2 separate regions of the Homo sapiens genome follow, and region 2 is linked to region 1. A link is a loop called in an ENCODE intact Hi-C map of the cell type or tissue named here. Cell type or tissue: ascending aorta. All regions are shown on one strand. Links, peaks and the distances in the headings refer to the core of each region. The heading gives the core; the rest is flanking DNA.

What was found. Peaks named below come from ENCODE experiments on the same cell type or tissue, not always from the same donor. Only the 100,000 strongest peaks of a DNase experiment are listed, where the experiment ranks them.
Region 2: it touches region 1 in a loop (4-fold over the local background); 16 of 110 quality-filtered maps call a loop at or near these places.

Annotation. Positions count from the first base shown.
Region 1 is chr18:48,897,688-48,906,304 of GRCh38, forward strand. It overlaps LOC124904355 (a long non-coding RNA gene), which reads right to left. Exons shown (of 3, transcript XR_007066464.1): 3 at 804-994. Among named protein-coding and RNA genes, the nearest start is that of SMAD7, 49 kb to the right of the region's middle. In ascending aorta, for the core only: no CTCF peak of the experiment used is centred there; DNase peaks (open chromatin) are centred at 4,454, 5,024 and 5,644; H3K27ac peaks cover 3,877 bases.
Region 2 is chr18:48,952,579-48,961,195 of GRCh38, forward strand. No RefSeq gene overlaps it. Among named protein-coding and RNA genes, the nearest start is that of SMAD7, 5.9 kb to the left of the region's middle. RefSeq lists a silencer at 131-470 and enhancers at 6,047-6,840, 6,841-7,634, 7,635-8,428. In ascending aorta, for the core only: a CTCF peak has its summit at 3,583; DNase peaks (open chromatin) are centred at 2,459, 3,103, 3,503, 4,052 and 2 weaker places; H3K4me3 peaks cover 1,367 bases; H3K27ac peaks cover 5,662 bases.

The sequences.
Region 1 (8,617 bases), core at 467-8,466:
ATTTCCCGGGAGCAGCTCCCTCAGCCTTCCTGCAGTCTTGTCCTCACAGTCACACAAAGCAGGCAAGTATGCTTCCCTGGTAAACAGTCAGCTCCTCCCGCTGCTTCAGGAACCATCGCCAACTGGCAAGTCTTCTCTTCCTGAAGGAAAAGAGCTCCCTCCTGCCTCTGCAGGATGCTTTCTTAGGACCTGCTTAAAGAAAAGGGGAGGCCAGGCGCGGTGGCTCACACCTGTAATCCCAGCACTTTGGGAGGCCGAGGCAGGCAGATCATGAGATCAGGAGTTTGAGACCAGCCTGGCCAACATTGTGAAACACCATCTCTACTAAAAATACAAAAATTAGCAGGGCACGGTGGCAGGCGCCTGTAATCTCAGCTATTCGGGAGGCTGAGGCAAGAGAATTGCTTGAACCTGGGAGGCAGAGGTTGCAGTGAGCTGAGATCGCACCACTGTAGTCCAGCCTGGGTGACAGAGCAAGACTCTATCTCAGAAAAAAAAAAAAAAAAAAAAAAAAAAAAAGATGAAAAGGGGAAAGACAGGAAGAACAATAATACAAAATACATTATCACCCTTTGCAGAGATTATCTCATTCATCCTCACAACATACTCATTGCGATATCCCTGGCACCTCTAACGGTGCTGAGCACAATAAGCATTTGTGGAGAATTAAATGGGATTAGAGAACAATTCCATTACAACAGCATCAAAAAGAATGAATAACTTAGAAATAAATACAACAAAAAAGGGTAAAACTGATACTCTGAAAAATAAAAAGCCTTGAAAGTAATTAAAGAAGGTCTAAATAACTGGAAAAACAGTCCTTTATTCATAGATAGGAAGACTTTACATCACCGAGATGTCAGTACTCTCCAAGTTCACCTGCCGATTCAATGCAATCCCTGTCAGAATCCCAGCTGACTTCTTTGTAGAAAATGACGAGCTGATTCTAAAATTTGGATGAAATTGCAAGGGACCCAAAATAAGCAAAACAATCCTGAAAAAGAAGAACAAAGTAGGAGGACTCACACTTCCCAATTTCAAAACTTGCCAGAAAGCAACAGTAGTAAAGGCAATGTGGTAACAGCACAAGGAGAGACATACAGATCAATGGAATAGAATTGAGAGTTCAGACATAAATCCATGCATCTACTGATTTTTAACAAGGGTGTCAAGACCATCCAATGGGGAAAGAATAGTCTTTTCAACAGATGGTGTTGGGACGACTGGATTTCTGCATACAAAAGAACAAAGTTGGATCCCCATCACGTACTATATATAAAAATTAACTTCAATCAAATACTTAAATGTAAGAGTTAAAAACTATAAACCTGTTAGAAGAAATATAGGAATAAACCTTCATGACCTTGGATTTGACAAAGGATTCTTAGATATAATGCCAAAAACATAAGCAACACAAGAAAAAAATAGAACATCAGGTTTCATGAAAATTTAAAACTTTTGTGCTTCAAATGACACAAAAAAAATGAAAAGATAACCCACAGAGTGGGAGAAAAAAATTGCAATTGTATTCATAATACATAAGAACTCTTAGGCCAGGTGCGGTGGCTCACTCCTGTAATCCCAGCACTTTGGGAAGCCTAGGCGGGTGGATCACAAGGCCAAGAGATCGAGACCAGCCTGGCCAACATGGTGAAACCCTGTCTCTACTAAAAATACAAAAATTAGCTGGGCGTGGTGGCACGCACCTGTAGTCCCAGCTACTCGGGAGGCTGAGGCAGGAGAATCGCTTGAACCTGGCGGGGCGGAGGTTGCAATGGGCGGAGGTTGCAATGAGCCGAGATCGCACCACTGCCCTCCAACCTGGTGACAGAGCAAATCTCAAAAAAAAAAAAGACCACTTACAACTCAATAATTAAAAGACAAATAGATCAATTTTTAAATGGGCAAAGGCTATGAATAGACATTTCCACAAGGAAGATATACAAATGGCCAATAGGCACATGCACGTGAAGAGAAACTTAACACCATTAGTCATCAGTAAAATGCAAATCAAAGCTACAATGAATGAGATAACCACTTTACATCCACTCGGATGGCTAAACTCAAAAAGTCAGATAATAGCAAGTGTTGACAAGGATGTGGAGAAATCAGAACTTTTATACACTGCTGGTGGGGATGTAAAATGGTGCAGCCACATTGGAAAATAGTCCGGCAGTTCTTCAAAAGATTAAACATAGAGTTACCCTATGACCCAGCAATTCCACTCCTAGTTATATGCCCAAGAGAAATGAAAACACATGGTCATATAGAAACTTGTACACAAACGTTTATATCAGCATTATTCATAATAGACAAAAGATGGAGACAACCCAAATGCCTATCAACTGATGAATAGGTAAACACAATGTTGTACATCCATATGCAATGGAATATTTACTCAACCAAAATGAGTGAACCCTAATGTAAACTATGAACTTGGATTGATAATTATGGGTCTGTGTTGGTTCATTGATTGTAATAAGTGTACCACATTGATATGGGATTGTTGGTGGCTGGAAAGGCTGAGAGGGAGAGGAAGTGGTATATGCAAACCCTTTGTACTTTCCACTCAATTTTGCTACAAACCTAAAATTGTTCTAAAAATCTTAAAACTTTTTTTAAAGTCAAAAAAAAAAAGGAATGAAGTATTTATACATTCTATAACACAAGTGAACCTTGAGAACATTATTTTCAGCCAGTAACAAAATACCACATATTGTAGGATTTCATGTATATAAAATATCCAGAACAGGGCAATCTATAGAGATGAGAAGCATATTAGTGGCTTTCTAGGGCTGGTGCAGGGGAGAGGGTGGAGAGAAGAAAGTGGGTGGTAGCTAAAGCATGCAGGATTTCTTTTTGGAGTGGTGAAAATATTCTAAAGTTGACAGTGGTGAGTGGTAATGGTTGCCCATACCTATGATTGTACTAAAAAACCCTTGAATTGTATACTTTAAGTGAGCAAATTGTATGGTATGTGAACTATATCTCAATAAAGCTAGTAAGAAAAAGACATTATTGGGACAACTGAAACTAAATGTGCATGGTGGACTAGAAAGTTGTGTTAATATTAAAGCTTTCTGATTTTGATAATTGCAAAAAACTTAATGGACGTCCCTATAAGGTACTATCATTATTCCCATTATATAGATGCAGAAAGTGAGGAAGAACAAGGTCAAGTTACTTGTCCAGGATCACACAGCAGCCTAAGAGCCCTTAGTTTTTACCTCCTCCTTGCTTCTCTTAGCACCCTGGTCTTTCCCTTCATAGCACTTATCACAATTGATAATTTTACATGTTTTGTTCTGCAAGATGATAAGTTCACTGACGATAGTGACAGGTCACCTCTGATCATCACTTCTCCATATATTTAAACAAATATTTATTGAGCCTACTGTGAGCCAGGCCTGCATGCACAAAGGTCGGTGAGAATATTCTAGTACAGGGCTTGGCTCATAAGTGGATGCTCAACAGATATTTGTAGCTAGGATGGAAGGGTAGATGAGTGTATGGATAGGTAAATGGATGAATGGATGGGCAGATGGCTGTGTGGATAGGTAGATAATTGGATGAGTGGATGGATGGATGAATGGATGGATGGATGAGTGGATAGATGGATGGATGGATGGATGGATGGATGGATGGATGGATGATGTGGGGATGGGTAGATGGATGGATAGGTGGATGTGTATGTGGATGGACAGATGAACAGATGGGTGGGTTGAATGGGTAGGTGCATAAGTGGAAAGGGAGCTTCTGGGAAAAGGCTGATTGGGCTTGCCCAGGCACAGTACCTGGTGTCATCCTCCTCACCTAGCTATCTTCCCCTTCCTACCTCAGCCTCTACCCAGGTCCCCATCTTCAGACCCATCACATCCTGAGAAACACACCCACTGTACAGACCCTCCTGTCTTCCTCCACCAAGGCTGTCTAAATCATCCTTCAAGGCCTTGCCAGGCCCCACTCCTCCAGGAAGCCTTCCTAGCTCATGTGGTCTGCTTCTCTTCTGCACTCCTAATTCACAATATTGATGGACAACCCATATCATCACATCGGTCATCCTGAATAGATGCTCCTGAGATGCAGACCTGGAGCCTGGGAAGGGCCGGGCTTCCTCCTCCTCTGCTGTCCTAGGGGCTGGTTAGTGACAGGCAGGGGGTGAAGCCACTGCATTGGCTACAAGGCAGGAGTCACAATCTCTCCCTTGATGGAGAAGGAGGACCCGGGTGAAGCCCTTGCTAGGGGCACAGGCAGGAGGAAGATCTCAGCCATGCCAGCTTCAGAGGAACTGCCAGGCCAACCCTGGGGGAGGCTGGGACCAAGCCCGACCCTCAACCAGGCTGGGGCTGGGCTGAGCTGGCAGGAGGACGCAGGCAGGCAGGAGGCTGTGCGGGTGCCTCCCTCCCCTCCTCAGCCCGGCCCGACCAGCCCCCAGGCAGGCTGGAGGCCTGTTTGCCTTGGCCCCGGGCCAGGGCCGCCCCGCCAGTGAGTAATGCGTGAGGACCGCCTGGCTCCGGTTCAAGGGAAACGGGCTGGAGACGAGACGGGGCCTTCTAGGCCTTCATGGGGCTAGGTTCCGGGGGCGGCTTCCCAGAAAGTGCCTGCCGAGGCTGCGTTGGGGCCACTGCCAGGCCAGCCGCCCTCCTTCCCCTTTCTCCATCCCCTTTTCTCCCCTTCTTCCTCTGTAGAGACCGAGGAAAGGCAGATCTTGAGCTCCCAGAAAAAGATCATTAGGCATGGCCCAGGACCCAAGGAGAAGGAGCTTGTCAGGACCCCAGCCATCTACCCCACACACCTAACAGAGCCAGCCAGTCCCTGGTCCATTAACCCACACTTTCTGAGCACCCAGTCTCTGAAAGGCAAGGACTTGCTGTCAGGGAGAGCACGCGAGTTCAGGGCATGGGGCATGGGCAGCTCAGAAGCTCTCAGTGCTGGTCCTGGAAGCTGTGGCGCCGGACAAGGCCTCCCTATTTATCTGCCCACATTCCAGGGCTCCTGATGAGGACGCTGCAGCCCAGAGAAAAGGATGGACTTGCCCACGCTGCCCAGCGAGTTAATTGCAGCAAGGTAAGAGCCCATGCCTCCTGCCCATGGGACTCTAGGCCCTGCTGCTCTGAACAGTGGCCTTCTCCTTCAGCTTGCGTGGCTGTCATGATGAAGGGCCACTGCCTAGGATGGTTCTATTTTTCAGTTGCATCCTCCTGGAGCATTTCCGGGGCTTCTGTAACTTTGCGACTCTGCCCTTGGTGAGTGGTATCTTTCTGCTTAGGACCTAAGTGACCACCTGGGTGGAGAAGACACCATGGTCATCAACACCTTTTGGAGGCACAGAGATTCCCAGCCCTCTGGGAGATTTTGCAGCCAACCATGTCCCTATGCCTCTCCAGGCCTCTATCCATGGTCAGTCTTCCTAGTTGCAAAATACAGAACATTATTCTGGCTGAGTTAAGCACAAAAGAAAAGTCATGAGGGGATCCTGGGTAGGTCACAGAATCAACAACATGCCAGAGAACTTCTCCACAGCAGGGGTGGCTGCCAAACCACACCACAGTGCTGGCCTCCTGAGACCCGCACTGGCCCTGCCACAGAGCCCCAGAAGGCTCCTCTCTTTCCACTGACATCAGCACTAGACACCAAACGCTGGACGCTGCTGTTGGCCTAGCCGTCCCTGCTGCCCCCTAGAAACAGGATGTGACCACTGTCCACCTCCGGAATGATTCTCCTACATCCCTGCTTCTCTATTCCCAGACCCTGATCCCAGGACCAGGATGAGGGCATCTGATTGGCCAATCCCAGGTCACATGACTGTACTTGGTCACTAGGGAAGCTGGGAAAGCAAGTATCTTGCTCATTATCCTCTCAATAAGACTCAAGTAAGGGCCGGGCATAGTGGCTCATGCCTGTAATCCCAGCACTGTGGGAAGCCGAGGCAGTGGACCACCTGAGGTCCAGAGTTCGAGACCAGCCAGATCAACATGGTGAAACCCTGTCTCTACTAAAACTACAAAAATTAGCTGGGCATGGTGGCGCATGCCTGAAATCCCAGTTACTCAGGAGGCAGAGGCAGGAGAATGGCTTGAAGCCAGGAGGCAGAGGTTGCAGTGAGCCCGAGATTGCACCACCGCACTCCAGCCTGGGTGACAGAGTGAGACGCAGTCTCAGATTTAAAAAATAAAAATAAAAAACAAACAAAAACAAAACAAAAAAAGACTCAAGTAAGAATTCCCCTAAACCAGATAGAGAGCCAGATGACAGTAGGCTAATCTACAAAAACAAATGTCCTCTCTGTTTCATTCCCCCACCTCCAATTCTTTGTCTATCTCATTATCTGCCCAGACTCTCAAAGTGGACATATGCAGAGAAGTTTGTTGCTGAAAGAGCTTTGGGGTTCAGCATGTAATTGCACTATGTCAGTGAAATTCTTAGCCTAGGACATGGCACTTAATAGGTATTGAACAAAGTCAAGCTCTCCTCCCTGACAAGTACGCAGATGGGCCAGCTGAGGTGGCCTGTGGCTCTGCTAGTTGGCCACAGGATCTGTCCTGGGTTACTTGACTCCTCTCTCTGCTTTCCCATGGCAGACAAGGACAGGGATTAGAAGAAAATGTCATATAAAGTGCTGCAGGATGTGATTCATTCCGACAGAAGAGACTGGAAGCCTTCTTGAAGGAGTAGATGTTTGAGCTGGACATTGAAAGAAGAGATGGGTTTCATCAGCTAGAGAGCAGGGAAATGCATTTCAGGCCAAGGGGCCTGTGTGGAGATGTGGAGATGTGGTTTTTTACAAACAAAATAACTCAATGTTGGATGTTACAACATACTCTCTGCCCTAACTAGAAGTATGGATTAGCAGGGGGCAGCATGCGAATCGAGACAGTGCCCAGGAGGCCCCTGAATTGTTCAAGCCAGAAGCCAGGAGTGCCTAAGCTGAGGCAGTGCCAGCAAAACAAAAACAACTTGACATCCAAAAATTTCCAGTCCAGGGAGAGAGGAAAAACACATGGGGAAGAGCAGAGGGGAATGGAAAGAATGCGACTGCCTTTTTAGGCAGGTGGCTTTTGAGGTGCTGGATTCAGTCCTCAGGGTCCCTTTACACAGTGGAACCAAAAGTAATCAAGAAAGCAACAGGATAGAGTATTCCCCTGCAGGGGGTTCTCCATATAGTTTGAGGCATGAATGGGCAGGGAGTGAATCCCTAACAGGCAAGCTCTGGTAACACCTGGTGGCCCCTAAAAAACCCTCACCTTGTGAACAGGGTGGGTGTAGTCATTTGCAGGGCTTTAGTTTTGCTAAGTGCAAGTCCAGGGCCAGAGTGGAATTGCTGAGACAACAGACCAGAGGCTGAAGCTGCCAGTGGGTCCTTCTTCCCTTGTCTCTTGCTGTGAAGCCCTTGGTTATGCTTAGAAGAAGAAGAAAGAGAAGGAGGAGAAAGGGAGATGGAAAGAAGGAAGGAAGGAGGGAAGGAAAGAAGGCAGCAAGGAAGGAGGGAAGGAGAGAGGGAGGAAGGGAAGGAAGGAAGGAAGGAAGGGAGGAAGGGAAGGAACGAAGGAAGGAAGGAAGGAAGGAAGGAAGGAAGGAAGGAAGGAAGGAAGGAAGGAACGAAGGAAGGAAGGAAGGAATGCAGGCAGGCAGGCAGGCAGGCTACTTAAAGACAATTGGCACCAAAATGAGGGACTAAACCAAGAAAGGTAAAGTCATGGGATGCCGGTAACGAGGGATCCCACCCAATAGAAGGTGGAGGGATGCTTCAGGGTGACTGCTGTGCATCAGGCCTATGAGGCAACCTGTCCAGACTAGGGCAGAGGGCTGGAGACTCCAGAAGGGGAAAAAATTGAACTGACAAACTATCTGGTAGGTTTAACATTGAGAAAAACTATATTGAGAAGTAATTGAAGAGTGTGGAAACCAATGGCAAAAAATACAATGGACTTGAAGCAAATGAAAAGAACCTAGACAACTCAACTTCAGAAATACCAACACATTGTGTAAAAATAATAGATGCAATCATAGTATACTATATGACTCAGGGTGTACAATACGGGCATAGTCATAATAATGTAAGTGTTGGCCACTGGAAAGGGAAGCAATGTGATGCTGCAAGAGAGCTAATCCCCAGCTAGGAGGTTATTAGATGATATCTAAAATTGATGTATCAAGAAACATAAGAATAAGAATATTATTTTGGAATATGGTGATATACAGTAGTACCCCACTACCCTTGAGGGATATGTTCCAAGACGCCCAGGAAGCCTGAAACTACAGATAGTACAGAACCCTACATATTTTTTCCTGTGCATATATACCTATGACGAAGTTGAATTTATAAATTAGATGTAGTAAAAGATTAACAACAATAATAAAATAGAATACCTAAGACAACGTGTCAGCATCACTACTCTTGGGCTTCGAGGCCATCATTAAGTAAAATAAGGGTTACTTGAACACAAGCTCTGCAATACGATGACAGTTGCTCTGCTAACAGACACTACTAAGTGACCAATGGGTGGGAAGTGCCTACAGCATGGACACACTGGACAAAGAGATGATTCACGTCCCGGATAAGACAGAGCAGAACAACACGAGATTTTTATCCGCTACTCAGAATGGCACACAATTT
Region 2 (8,617 bases), core at 250-8,249, 55 kb after region 1:
AAAGGCCCTGGCGGTGGATCCCTTGGCCGCGCCCGAGGGCAAGGGGAGGAGAGCGCTGTCTCGGTTTAAAAGACATTTATACCGGACTGGACCGAGGCCCTGGGAAGTGTGCGCTGAGGGGAACAGCCGCCGAGGGCGGGGAGGCGGCGTGAATATGACCTCAGCGGCGGCCGCGCGCTCCCTCCCGCCCTCTCAGCTCCGGGCTCCGGTTTCTAGGACTGCCTGGAGAAGTGTGTCTTGTGCACAGCTCTGGAATGCATTTGGCCGGCTGACGAGCTGTGAGGGGCAGCATCCCGGCGGGAGAAGGGGAGCGGGGGTGGGGGCTCGCCTGCGCGCCGCGGGCAGGTTTCCTCCCGGGCCCGGAAGACCTCCGCCACCCGCCACCCTGCCTCCCGGCGCGGGAAGGTTACCCAGCGAGCAGACCTGCCTAGGGCATTCATTTGCATGCAGGCCCTGTTTCTGGGCCTCGTAGCTTTCAAGGTGCTTAGAGTCAGAGAGTTTATTCCTTGACCCCAGGTCCCGAAGAAACATATACCCAAGCTGGCGGGTTACTGCATAGAAACGGGCATGGCATTGCTAGGGCATAAACGCATTTACAGCGTGAAAGCTGATGGCTCCGAGAAACGTAATGATTTAAATACACACACATCAGTATTGATGAGGCCACTAGTTGGCATGGTGATCTAACCTCACTTCATATTCAGTGAAATACGATTTTTTTAAAAAGCCATTGAGAATTGTGAGATCAGGCCAGCAGTGAAACTCGTTGGGGGCTTTAAAGAATCTTTTTTTCTTTCTTTCTTTCTTTTTTTTTTTTTTTTTAGAGTCTCACTCTTCACCCGGGCTAGAGTCCAGTGGCTCGATTTCGGCTCACTGCAGCCTCTGCCTCCCCAGATCAAACGATTCTCCCACCTCAGCCTCCGGAGTAGCTGGGACTACAGGCGCGCGCCACCACATCTGGCTAATTTTTGTATTTTTTGGTAGTGACGCGGTTTAACCATGTTGGCCAGGCTGATGTGGAACTCCTGACCTCAAGTGATCTACCTGCCTCAGCCTCTCAAAGTACTGGGAGTACAGGCGTGAGCCACTGCACCTGGCCTTAAAATAATCTTTAGAAAAGGTGAAATGTGCCCAGGTGCGATGGCTCACGCTTGTAATCCCAGCACTTTGGGAGGCTGAGGCAGGTGGATCACCTGAGGTCAAGAGTTTGAGACCAGCCTGGCCAACATGGTGAAACCCGTCTCTACTAAAAATACAAAAATTAGCCAGGCGGGTGGCGCGCGCCAGTAATCCCAGCTGAGACAGGAGAATTGCTTGAACCCGGGAGACGGAGGTTGCAGTGAGCTGAGATCGCGCCACTGCACTCCATCCTGGGCAACAGAGTGAGACTCTGTCTCAAAAAAAGAAAAGAAAAAAAGAAAAGTAAAGATGAAATGTACATCTTGCCGGCTAAATTATATGTTCTTAAAAGGAAAAGGCAGGAATGAATCTTAGCCGCCTTTAGAGCTCAAGTCCTCTCCCCCTCTAGCAATTAAAAAGATTTCTAACATATTAGTACAATAGTAGATGCTTAATAAATATTTAGAAATCAACACTTAGGGCTTAAGGGGCATTTGGACCCTTCCTCCACCCCACCAAAAGTACCTTTGGTAATATAAATTCAAGAGGAAATCAGCAACATTGCTTACATGATCATTTCCAGGCAAGGAGATCCTAACACTTATTGACTTGGAAGATAGTAGGATGCCAAGCAGTGCAGAACCCTACTGGACGGACAGAAGCTGCCATTCTGAACATTTACTGTGTAAGGCCACATAAGCTGCAGTTGTATAACATCATAATTTTGTTGTAAATTAAAATATGGCTTGTATAAAAGGGCATTGAAACCTTGTGTGTGTATTAAAAAAACATTCTAAGAAGCAACCTGTGAAGACAGCAGCTGAGAAAGCACAGGAGAGAATGGAGAAGGAGTGTAATCCCAGCACTTTGGGAGGCCTATCATGATAGGCAAGGGAAGACGAAAGAGACAGAAGTGGGATTTTTTTTTTTTTTTTTTTTTTTGAGATGGAGCCTTGCTTTGTCACCCAGCCTAGAGGGCAGTGGCATGATCTCAGCTCACTGCAACCTCCGCCTCCTGGGTTCAAGCAATTCTCCTGCCTCAGCCTCCCTAGTAGCTGGAACTACACGTGCACTCCACACCTCGCTAATTTTTTTGTATTTTAGCAGAGACAAGGTTTCACCGTGTTGCCCAGGCTAGTCTCGAACTCCTGAGCTCAGGCGATCCACCCGCCTCAGCCTCCCAAAGTGTGGGATAACAGGCATGAGCCACAGCGCCCGGCCCAGAAATGGGATTTTTAAGGTGTCTGGGAAATGTATCATATTTTCACCTTAGAAAGGCTTAGAAAGAGTACCAGACTAGAGGTCAGAAAACCTGATTCCAGGCTGGGGCGTTGCCGCTCACTGGTTAAGCAACTAGGGCCAACAGCAATCCCCACGTTAGGCGAGCACTTGGCAGAGTTTATAAGATTTTCTGGGCAAGTTTCCGCTCTCTAGGGTCCCATTCCCTCTCTGTTCTGGATCTCCCTAAAAGATCTTCACTTATTGAGAGTGGTCAGACCAGGCTTCATAGCAACAGAAAGGACTTAAATAAGCAGAGAAAGTAGAGGTCATAATTCTAATTCAGTTTCTTGGCTAAATGGAGAATCTGAAGAATCTTTTGGAGATCTGGCCAGTAGTGCTAAGGCTCTGTAATGAGAGGCCGGAGCACACACAGGGCAGGTAGGTTTCATGGGTGTTTCAAGAGTGGAGTCTGACGTCACGGTTTGTCTGGGTGGAACATGCATGTACTTGCAGAGATATGTTCCCGTATAGTGTAATTGTAGGTGTATTAATTCAGGTGTCACCCCTCTCTACACGGCTTTCCTCTTCCATTTTGCTACCCTAGGTAGAAGCTGGGTGCGGTGCTGAGCAAGTAGCTACAATGATTGGTGCTGCTTTATAGCTCCCTGGCATCCCCTGAATCAGTTAACATCCCAGCTTTCCTGATAGCCCCACCCCATCACATTCTTATCCCTCTCCTCTCCAAGAAAGAAGCCAGAAGCCTGGCAGTAGAGGAATTCCCAGCAGGCTGGTGTGCCTAGAAAGGTAGTTTCTTTCTTTCCCTTCCACAGGCACAAAGGAGGCCAACAAACACGCAGTTTCAGACTATTCTGACCCTTAAGAAAAAAGTTTAAGAGTTCACCAAACTATTGTGAATGAGTTTGATTCTAATCATTTGCTGGCAGGGAATATGGAATAAAATAGCTCATTTGCAGTTGTTTATTTCCTGTTGTGGCTTCTATTTTCATCTTTTAGTCGCTTTGGTGATAGTAATCAAACCCTAATCATGGTGCCGCCACAAGTCACAGAGACCAAAATAACTTGCAGCAGAGTTATGACAAACAAGGATGGAATCAGCTAAAGACCTGGCTACTTAATCACCGGCCACTGCCGCCCAGAGGACTGTGGGGCTGCCTCTTGACCGGCTGCTGGCTAGGAATCTAGAGGAGAGAGGAAGTCGAGGGAAGTTGCTCCAAGGCCCATGTTTTCTGAGCAGCCAGGGAAGGCAGTAGAGTGCACAGGAAGTGACCGAAAAAGCAGGTGAATTCTCCACACCTGCCAAGGGGAGAGGCAGGCTTCTGGAGGGGCCTGACTTGAGAGAGAAAGAGGAGGGGAAAAAAATCTCCAAAACTCTTGACACCTCAAAACAATGATAAGTAAAAGCTGAAAAGTGCCTGTCTAGAGAAGACAGGATTCTGCCTTTCAGTTCTTTGCTCATTGTCAGTGGATTCCAGAAGAGAAGGGCAGAGAGAGGCCCCAAAGCATGTATGGATGTGTGTTGATGGGAGTGAGGACAGGGGTAAAGATTTTTTTCTTGCACAAGCCAAAAGAAGAAACCATTGAGGAGACCAAAAAAGTACTGGAAAACATCAACATTTCTTGCACAATCATCCCCTGAAAAATGTGTGAGTGAGCCCTAAACCATGCACAACTGGCAACAATACAAATGGAAGTGATGGCTTATGAAAAGAAGACAGTACAAGGAAGGCTGATGGGACAATCAACGCTTCTTGGCTTCTCTTGGAAGAACAGGAACATAAGTGAATGAAAATGCATCTAATTCACTATCAAACAAAAATACTATAAGCCCGGACTCCACAAATATTCTTGGATTACAGACAAGCTGTCAGCTGATCCCCAACATTTGCCAGGTGCCTATCCAGAGCATGCAACTAGGTATCAGGGATTGGAATGGGGGCAGGATGAAATGAATGTTGCTATGGAGGAGATGAGAAACATCCAGAAAAGGTAAAGAGTGAGGACAATAGAGACATTCAAATCTACAGTCACATTTAGATGCCGTTTCCTCCAAGGAGGGCCCCTGGACAGCTGAAGAACAGAACTGGGAGGGGAATTTTACTCTGTATAATTTTGTACCTTTTGAATTGTGAACCGTGTGAATGTGTTACTTATTCAAAAATAAACAGATTTAAATTGTTTTCAAATCTCTGCTTGCTTTTCTCATTTCCTGAAATTCGTTGTTCTGATGTCCTTGTAGAAAAGGACAAGTTGGCAAGGTCCCACGTGGAAATGATGCTATAGACAGCTTCTCTCTCTGTGAGGCAGTTGCTACAGGAAGAGGCTGGTAACAACAGAGGCCAATGTCTCATCCCAGACAGCAAGGGTGGAGGCTGCTTCGTCATGAGCCTGGCCAGAGTCAGCGAGGAAACATGCCCATCCTAATCAAAAGTCATTCCAGATATCAGTCAGGTGCAAGTCCTAACCTGGGATGGACAGCCTAATAAATACTGCTGTCAGGGCCGGGCGCAGTGGCTCACGCCTGTAATCCCAGGACTTTGGGAGGCCAAGGCGGGCAGATCACTTGAGGTCAGGAGTTTGAGACCAGCCTGGCCAACATGGTGAAACTCCATTTCTACTAAAAATACAAAAAAATTAGCCAGGCGTGGTGGCATGCTCCTGTAATCCCAGCTACTTGGGAGGCTGAGGCAGGAGAATCACTTGAACCCAGGAGGCCGAGGGTGCAGTGAGCTGAGATCACCACACTGCACTCTAGCCTGGGCGACAGAGTGAGACTCCATCTCAAAAAAAAAAAGATAAATACGGCTGTCAGGATGACACAGGCACAGGAAGGAGCCTGCCCAATCTGAGAAAATGAGAGCTTTGCTTTTTGGAACAGAAACGTGTTCACATGATTTTCAATTCATTTAGCCAGCACTGATTCAGAGCTGATTGGAGTCAGGATCCAGGAGAGACCTCTGAGGGTTATAAATGTGAGGATTAATCAGCCTTTGCCCTCAAGAAGTCCACAGTCTAGGAGAGCCACAAACTCTCATGAAATGGGATCAGTGTTACCCCAGCAGCAAGAATGGAGGCACTGGCTCTAAGAACAGAAAGTCAAGGGACTCATTCTGTCTGGGAGAGGCCTCAAAAGGTTTCCCAAAGGAAGAAATATTTTAGACTAGATTAGCTGAGTTGACTAGCCAGGCAAAGGTGATCAGAGTCCTAATTGTCCTATCAAAAAGAAAAAAAAAAAAGAAAGGATTACAAATATGAGCCACCACACCTGGAACAATGCCTGGTGTGATGGCTCACGCCTGTAATCCCAGCACTTTGGACAGCTGAGGTGGGAGGACTGCCTGAGCCCAGGAGTTGGAGACCAGCCTGGGCAACATAGTGGGAACTCGTCCCTACAAAAAATACAAAAATTATGGCCAAGCGTGGTGGCTCACGCCTGTAATCCCAGCACTTTGGGAGGCTGAGGCAGGTGGATCACCTGAGGTCAAGAGTTCGAGACCAGCCTGACCAACATGGTGAAACCCTGTCTCTACTAAATATACAAAAATTAGCTGGGCGTGGTGGCTGGCACCTGTAATTCCAGCTACTCAGGAGGCTGAGGCAGGAGAATCGCTTGAACCCGGGAGGCAGAGGTTGCAGTGAGCCCAGACTGCGCCACTGCACTCCAGCCTGGGTGACAGAGAGAGATTCTATCTCAATAATAATAATAATAATAATAATAATAATAATACAAAAATTAGCTGGGGGTGGTGGTGCGTGCCTGTAGTCCCAGCTACTCTGGAGGCTGAGGTGGGAGGATCACTTGAGACCCTGAGGTAGAGGCTGCAGTGAGCTAAGACTGCACCACTGCTCTCCAGCCTAAGTGACAGAAAAAAAAGGAACGAAATTTTGTTTTCTTTGAGCTAACTTTTCAATACCCAAGCCACACTTATCACTTAAGTGTATAACTTTATAAACACTCCCAAGCCATAGGAAGTCAGTGATGAAAGTGAGGTCCCTGCAGTGGGTGGTCTGGGAGGGCATCTCCCTCAGAAGGCAGTTTTCTCTGTAGAAAACATTGGAGGAAAAACACTAGATCGTCTACGGTTACAGAGAAGTTTCTCCTCAAATAACTATAGAGATCGCCACGATCTCCACCCCTCAGATCAAGAGCAGGCCTTACTTGAGTCAAACTGGTTCATGTTAGGAAGTTGTGCCAGTTTTAAGACAAGTGGAAGGGAAGTACCCTCAGCAGGGAAGTTGGCTGAGATGCCTCAGTAATGGGGGTACTTAAATAATGCTCTCAAATGCCAACAACAAAAAATTATTATTTGCCATTATCGTATAGACGGTGAGACATACAGTTGGCTGATCCCTACAGGTACTAAAAAATTGATTTTAAAGACAGCAAAGCAAGGAAATCAGTGTTGAGCCTAACCCAGATGGACCCTGATGGGTCCTGGTGTTATTTCTCACTGGCCATGTTGCAGACAAGTTCTTCATTCCAGCTTCCAGCCACTCAACTGGGCAGCTCCAAGTTCCTGGTCACATTGGGCTACCAAATTATCCTTTTCTGTTTTCTGATTTTTTTCCTATTTTTATCTTTCCCATTCCTCTGCCAAAAGTCCTTAATGGGTCACTTAAGTGCTGAATTCTGCCTAGTAAGTGCTGGTTAGGATCTGAGCTATGAGACATGCTGGTAATCGTGATTCAGAACAGAAAGCCTGCGGAGGGGTGAATGATGTTTTATCTGTAGTAGGGAATTGGGACTAGAGCAAAGGGGTCATACAGGTGACCGCACATGCTGCCCCTGGCACGTGCTGGGACCCACCGAAGGAGTGAGGGCCAAGGCATCTTGCTCATTCTCCCAACGCAGACCTAGGAGAATAGAAAGGCCCTCAGCTCGGCTTTAGGATTCAATAGACTTTTCTGCCATTGCTAGCTATAAGACCTTAGGGAAGTCTGTTTCCAGTCTGTCTACCTTCCTCATACAACAAACACTGAATTAACAATGTCTTGTGTCTTCTGTGTGCCAGACTCAGCGTGAGGCTCCAAGAACAAAGTCCTCACGGTGGGGTTGCTGGGAGGAGACGTTCACACCACAAGAGCCCCAGTGCTATGTAAACCAAGTGGTATACAGATGCTAATTATCATATTATCATGGATTCTGAGGTCCTAGCTGCCCAATAAGCACATTTTGCCTAATCTTCCGTGCCTAGGAAATGAATTTTTAGAGGAGATAATTGTCCAAGTGATAGGGTAATGAAGAAGGAAGCTACTTTTTCTAGTGGCTGGGATTTTGTTTGTGTGGGGGTTTTTTGTTTTCAGTTTTTTGAGACAGAGTCTCGCTCTGTCACGCAGGCTGGAGTGCTGTGGCAGGATCGTGACTCACCGCAACCTCCGCCTCCCAGATTCAAGCGATTCTCCTGCCTCAGCCTCCTGAGTGGCTGGGATTACAGTGTGCACCACCACACTTGGCTAATTTTTGTATTTTTAGTAGAAACGGGGTTTCACCATGCTGGTCAAGTTGGTCTCGAACCTCAAGTGACCTCAAGTGATCCGCCCGCCTCGGTCTCCCAAAGTGATGGGATTACAGCCATGAGCCACCATGCCCGGCCCCTTGTGTGGGTTTTATAAGGACCAGTTAGAACTCTGTCAAAGAGGTAAGGCTAGCGTCTGAGTTTAAAAACAAACAAATAAACCTAGGGAAATCTTTTCCCTGTTGGAATAAGAGAGGGATAAGTGAGGAAACAATGTAAGTGTTTTTAGTTCTTTTCTAGTACTACTATGAGTCATACATATTTTCCTGTGTCCTGGAGATATCTCCCCTGGTAATTATGAGATACAAGGAGGAAGTGAAGAGGGATTCATTTTCATGGAGAGGAGTTACCCAGTGGGCAGGATTCTGCTGTGCCCAATTTAGTTTTGATCCCCCTCTATCCCATAAACATTTCTTTTGAAGGCTTTCAAAGTTGGGGGAAGATGATGTTATTTAGCATTGTTAGAGTCTGGTAGACCATAAAGGAAAAATCTGGAGAAATGCAGTAAAATGAGGTTCAAGCCAGAAGGGATTATAAACGTTACATAGCCCAGAGAGTCTCCATCTTCAGTCCATCTTATTTGGTACTTTTTCTTTGCTTTTTCTATTTTATTGATTTTTGAATAGGCAATGCATGCACAATGGTACACAATTCCAAGAATACAAAAGGGGAGGAAGAAAAAGATAAGGCTTCCTTCTACCTGGGCTGCCAGCCACCCATGCCTCTCATAGGCAGCCACCATT